Regions from separate parts of the Homo sapiens genome. Here region 2 is linked to region 1. Evidence: chromatin contacts called from ENCODE Hi-C data. All regions are on one chromosome and are shown on one strand. Each heading gives the region's core, a stretch centred on a gene start or an enhancer-like site at or near the end of the contact. The rest is flanking DNA. Distances are from core to core; before and after follow the strand shown.

Region 1 (3,002 bases), core at 410-2,909:
ACCCCCGCCACCACAAGGCACTCATGACCCGGCCTGTTTGTGCAAGAACAGATGATGCAAACCAGCATGGCACCCAGCGGAGCTGCTGCCAGCTTCTTGGGGACGCTGTGCAGCACATGGGCCTGCCACCAGCTGTCAGGACCCGTCCAACTGTTTTGGAAGTGCCTCGAGCATCTGCCACTGTCTGCCTCATGGTGCTTCTGCCCAGGCAGAGGTCAGGGCTGTGGCGGGGGTGCTGGCCCCAGCTGGCTCTGCCTGCGTCCCTCTGAGCCCCCTCAAGCCCTCGCCTCACGAAACAAGCTTATCTTCAGAAGAGCATTCCTGTCCTGTGCAGGGGCTCAGCTTCTGCCCTGCTTCAGGCCTTCCTCATTTACCTGCCCTCCCTAGGAGTCACCAGCCTCCTTGCCTCCTCATTCCAGTGCATACCCCTGGCTTCCCGAAGAGCCACCGAAGCCAAATCTCACATCCTCCAAGGGGAATGGGCCACTGAAATGAAAATGATTCTCCACCTAGAGGCACCAGAAACCAAGTCATGTTTCTGGGCCTCCACCTCTGGGGCCTGAGATGTGAACACACGGGTGGGAGTGTAGGTGCCTGGCTGTGTCCCTTCATATCCCAGATGCTCAATGCATGTGGCTATGTGCATGCCGTCCTCTGCTCAAAAACTCTCAGAAAGTGTTCCAACTTCTTGCTTGGCCTGGAAGGATGTGCCTCTCCCTCTGGCCTCCCCTTCTAGCCTCACCCCCATTTTTCACATGCAGAACCCTTTGCCAGAGCCACATTTCACTTTCCATCATCACCCCAGGTCCCTTGACTTCCCTGCCTTTGCCCAAGCTGCTCCTCCACCTGGAGGTCTCTGTTTCCACCCTGAGGCATCCCACCCATCCTTTCAAAGGCCATGGCCTCCTTAAATGTGTCATGCATATGCGTGTGCACACACATGCATGGTATTCTTGCATCCCTGCATTCCACAGCTTTGTTGGATCTCACATAAATAACATTCCTCCATTTCCTCTCCTAATCCCCAAACAGTTGAAAGCAGAGCACATGGCACCTTGGCTGCTATGGTCTCCCACAATACCGTGCATGCCTAGGCACTCTGCAACAGCTACATTAAATTAACTCCCACTCATGAAAACCTCTATCTGTGCGCCTGGCCTGAAAGCATTTCTGAAAGTCACTTGTCTGACACAGATACCGCCCAAGACCTACAGACCCAACAATAGCATCATTGATAAGTCCTTTTGCATTTCCATTTTTAGAAGTGCACAGCAGAGTGATATTCTGAGCCAGAGTCCTCCAGAAGAATGGGTAAGTACATGCAAATTGCTGAGTCTCTGTTCATTGCATCCAAAACGAAAGTCACCAGCGTGCTGTATAACTCAAGAAAATACGAGAGAGAGGGAAAAGCAACATCACAGTTTGACTACAAGCGGTTTCCAGTAAGTACTGCAGCCGAAAATCCCCACCAGCCAAAGAATCTTTTGCAAGATCTGTATAAGAAAGTTGAAAGCATGCATTACCTGTTAGGCTCTGAAACAAGGGTACAATTCAGGGGTAATACAAAGGATTTTCTTGAAAGTGTCTTAATTCAGAACATGCTCCCCGAGTTTTCCTTCTGCCCTGGCCCCAAGCTTCTGGCTGCTCTGCCAGGCAGTTCTGAAACGCTGTCCTTTGAAGCAGGGAGTTTATTTTGGGGCCACCGCATGACCAACGTTGACAAGCCAAACTATAAGATGTTATACATCTCAGATTTCCTGTTTGGAGGTTGCACTGAGGAAGCTGCAATCCTGCCTTCCGTTCCTCCGGGTGCATCGAATACAGACTCTCACTTCAGAGAGGATCCCGGAGCTTTGGCCCTCACGTGATGTCATCATTTGTGATCCTTGACATGGAGGCCATATATGGGTATGTTTCTGGAACTACCCAGGGGAGAGCCAGACAGGAGAGAGATGCAGTGGGTCAGAGACAGAGGCAGGGAACGAGGACGAGGAGACGCATAGTTGGGAGACAAAGAGTGAGGAGCAAGGGAGGAGGAAGAAAGGGGAAGAGGAGAAGTAAAGGCAACAAAGGAGGGAAGGCAAGACAGCAGGAAGGAAGAGGATGGAGTGAAAGAGAAGGGAAGAAGGGGAGAGAGGAGATGAAGGAGTTGACGTAAAAGGGCTTTGGAGAAATCAAGGTTTGGTGCTGAGCTTGTGGCAGCATTTGGGGATAGCAGGTGTCTGGCTGCTGGATACTGTGGGGTGGGGCTGGGGATACAAAGGGCCAGGGTACAAATGAGCCAACAAACAAACACAGAGGCATGCGGGCAAGCCCTGGGCAGAGATATACAACAGAAGAGAGCCCTTCCTCCTGGTCTAGGGAAGAACGTCCCATTTCTGGAATAGGTCAAATGTCAAAGACAACACATACACAGCCACATGCACTGAGCATCCGGGATGTGACAGGACATGGCCAGGCACCTACTCTCCCACCCGTGTGTTCACATCTCATGCCTCAGAGTTAGGGGTCCAGAAACATGACTTGGTCTGTTCCTCTAAGGGGAGAATCATTTTTGTTTCAGTGGCCCATTCCCCTTGGAGGATGTGGATTTATGATGGCCACAGCATGATTTCTCACTGATTCAAACTCAGGAAACCTCAGGATGCCTTTACACGCACTTCGAATATTCCACAAGGAAATACATCTCAGTATACAAGGTGCCACGGGGTTGAGTCAAGGTTCTGGAGGTCTGACTGGTGCTAAAGATGGGAAGGACACCAGTGGTCCCCAGGCAGTCCCCCAGCTTCCCTGGTACCTGCCAAATTGCTCATCACCCCAGCTGGGTCAGTCTTCCCAGGCCACTGTGGCTGGGTGGCCCTCAAAGTTAGCTCAAGTTCAGCCCCTTCCAGACCCATGTGCTATGGAGGGAGTGTAGGAGAAGGGCAGAGAAGGGGCTGTCAGATTCTTTTTACTTTTTGGAGACTCTGCTACCCAGTAGGATGTTCCCCGAGAGACGTCTC
Region 2 (3,081 bases), core at 282-2,781, 2.6 Mb before region 1:
CATTTATGCCACACTTCCCGGGCACCTGCTGGGTGTCTGATGGCATGCCAGTTGGGAGGTGGAGGGTATGAAGCCAAGACTGCTACCCTCAAAGCCAGGAAACAAAGACAAGGAGGACAAAGCCTGTGGGATGGGGGACAGTGAGGGGCCCAGGGTGTTTGCTATAGGGCCAGGCCCTGTCCTGGGGAGCTCACAGCCTGATCCCACCAGCAAATCCCACCAGCAAGTCTGGCACCCTAACAGAGGGATGGCAGGCACCTGAGCTGGGGGCACTGGGAGCAGAGGAGAGCGGGGAATCCAGAAAAGCTCCAAGAAGGAGGTGGCCGGAAGCTGAAATGGGAAAGAACAAGGAGCAGGTGACATCCAGGTAGATGGCAGTGGTGCGGGGGGGGGCGGGCGGGGGGGGGAGGCGTGTGTTAGTGCAGGGAGGGCTAGGAATAAAGGAAAAGGAAGACACAGAAGGTGCCCCCATCTTGTGTCTCTGGCTACAGTCCCACGATGAAGGACAACTGAGAACCAGATGTGCACAGAACCACCGTTCAGGGAGTCTGGACCCAGCCCTGTCTGCACGTTATCTAAACGGTGACAGCAGCAGCTTTGGAGTCCCCTCTGCCGGCTCCACCACCACGTTGCTGCTGGGCCTCGGCATCAAGCCCTGCCAGGTGGCCAGAAAGGCAGGTGGCCGGGCAGGCAGGCATCACTTAACCTAGCGACAATCAAGCCTGTGCCTGGCATGAAGTCAGGCCCCCGGAGGTGCTGGCTGAACCTGAGGCCTTTCCTAGCCGTCAGGTTTTGCTGGGCACTGTGCTCTCAACATGCTCCGGGGCGACACACCATCCTCCCTCCTGCTTCAACACAGGGCAGCTCTGCAGGGGGCAAACACAGGAAGCCACAGTCACCACAGTGAGCCCATAAAGGAAGACAGTCCCAGCTACCTGTGTGTGCGAGGAGTGGGGTCCATTCTAGAGATCCCCAGGAATGCACAAACCGTCCCCAGCCCCTGGGCTCAGGACCAAGGAGGAAGAACTGAGCTGGGACATCTGCTGGGGCCACCTTCTCTCTTCTCCCTCTGGCCTCAGGAGGGCCAAGAAAAACACACACGATACCAGTGCCCTATGGTGGTCTGGACTCAAGAGAGCTGGCTTGGACGCTATGCTGAGAACACTAGGGGCAGGTCTGGCCCTGGGAGCAAGTGTGCCACGGTTCATCAGTGACATCTGCCTGGGGCCAAGCAGAACTTGTGCTGGTCAAATAGCAAAGGATGAAGAGAAGGAAAAATTCTACACACATGGGAACCATGAGTCTCCAGCATGGATAAATAAGACTGTAATTACCCCTCCTTAGCCCCCACTCGCTCCTCCAAAAAAGCTTTCTGGAGGAAACAGACAGCAGAGCAGACATTTCATGCAAACTGGTCTCTTTTCATTACAGGAGTTTGCAGCAAAAGATCAGACTTCATCTAGAGAGCAAGAAACTCTCTATTCTATCACCAAGAATGTATTCTATAGCAGGAAACTGGGGGAGGGCATATCGGGACACAGTTGAAAAGCCGGGGAGGAGGAAGGTTCAGAAGTGACAAGTTTCTAATGACTAATATCTCGGCAGGAAGTGAAAATCTCAAAAGATGTTATCAACTTTGCAGCAGCTGTCCAAGTTGGGGGGTGGGCAGGGGTTGGAGGTGACCTGGCAGCCCAGCCGGTCCCCTGCCCACCCGCACCTGACAAAATCCTCTCTGTCCAGCCACACTTGCCTCCAATGCCTTCCTCAAACCCCTCCGCCGGCAATGATCACTTCCTCAGCAATCAGTGCCCCCAGGCCCCTCTCTCGTGTCCCTGCCTGAGTCCCACACAGGGAACTGAGATCCTCAGGGTCCCCAGGGCAGATGCTGGAACATGCTCACCTCTGAATCCCCCCAGGGCTCTGCACAGTGTGGCCCACAGCAGATGCCTGCCAGCTGCTGGCTAAATGGAACTGGCTGCGGGGAGGAAGGCTCTGGTGAGAACAGAGGCTTTTTGGGACCTCCAACTAAACGCACCCTCCCCCATCTACAGTGTAAAGAACACTTTATTTCGAACAGCAATAAATCAGCATGCTGCATAAACCAGGAGCTTGGCTAGACACACTGTGTCTATTACCTCTCATCCTAACTCTTGCAGGCAGTAGCAGGGTTAAGTCCACCAGGTATCTGCTAATGCAAGGTCCATTTGATCAATAGGTATTTTTCATTGCTTGGAATATTGGAGTAAATGAGAGGGCTAAAGAGGTAAATATATGTCACATGTGTGTGTTAAGAAGCAAAATAAAGGAACATAGGAGGAAGTGACAGAAAACATAGCTCTTACAGACAGGTGGTCAAAGAGGGCCCTCGATGAATCGTCAGCTGAACAAAATGCGAGTGTAGGGAGGGTGTGAGCCAGGTGGACGGGTGGAACTGGAGAATCCCAGGCAGAGGGAACAGCCAGGGGCAAGGGGTTACAGCCAGAACAGGCCGTGCAGTCCTGCTGAGCACAGAGCCTGGGGTGGCCCAACCGACCTTTGAGGCCATTCCAACAGTCTGGCAGCATCTGCAGTGGTCTCTGCAGTCAGGCTCATTCCGAAGCCTCAGGAGGCACAAGGAAGTCTCACACAAGTAACTCACTGTGATCCCAGGGGTAGTTTAAGCTTGGGTTCCAGGCACAGATGACTGGTAGTGGTTACCTAGAGTTCTGTGTTGAGAAGGATTCTGAGGCCAGATCTGGGCTCAGAGACAAAGAGGGCCAAGATCGGTCAATGGTGCCTGTCAGAGCCAGGAATGAAGATGTGGTGACACTCCCTTACGGAGCCCAATGGGACAGGCACTGTAACACGTATGTGGTATACAACATGCCGAGGGGATGTGGGCAAAACACCAGGAACTCTCTTCACTAGTTACGAAGCTACAGACTGAGTTTCCTCTGCTAAACCAGCCTTACTCTTCGAGTCTCCTTCTTGGGCTGTGGGCTCCTGAGGGTGGTGATCTGGGCGGTCTCGCTCCCCAGGGCTCTCCCAGGGCCTGGCACACAGCAGGGCTCAGCCATCATTTGCCAAATGAGCTAATGAAGG

Evidence for each region. Hi-C counts contacts between places; a loop is a spot of excess contacts on that map. Pooled maps may share reads with other maps.
Region 2: a loop to region 1 is called in a map with no recorded cell type, with 10 times the contacts of the local background. The contact joins the enhancer-like site here to the promoter of ASB2 in region 1. A Hi-C loop is called at or near these places in 13 of 37 single-sample maps with no recorded cell type and 4 of 50 pooled maps.

What each region holds. Positions count from the first base shown.
Region 1 is chr14:93,974,911-93,977,912 of GRCh38, forward strand. It overlaps ASB2 (ankyrin repeat and SOCS box containing 2), which reads right to left and starts at 1,660. Exons shown (of 10, transcript NM_001202429.2): 1 at 1,524-1,660. LOC107984663 (a long non-coding RNA gene) reads right to left here. Exons shown (of 4, transcript XR_001750861.2): 4 at 2,515-3,002. RefSeq lists an enhancer at 141-712.
Region 2 is chr14:91,372,145-91,375,225 of GRCh38, forward strand. All of the region lies in intron 3 of CCDC88C (coiled-coil domain containing 88C), which reads right to left. LOC107984673 (a long non-coding RNA gene) reads left to right here. Exons shown (of 2, transcript XR_001750858.2): 2 at 492-2,107. Among named protein-coding and RNA genes, the nearest start is that of CCDC88C, 44 kb to the right of the region's middle. RefSeq lists enhancers at 1-221, 1,825-1,894. Within about 2 kb of position 1,532, at least 12 of the 41 ENCODE cell types and tissues checked have a DNase peak (open chromatin) inside an H3K27ac peak, as active enhancers do.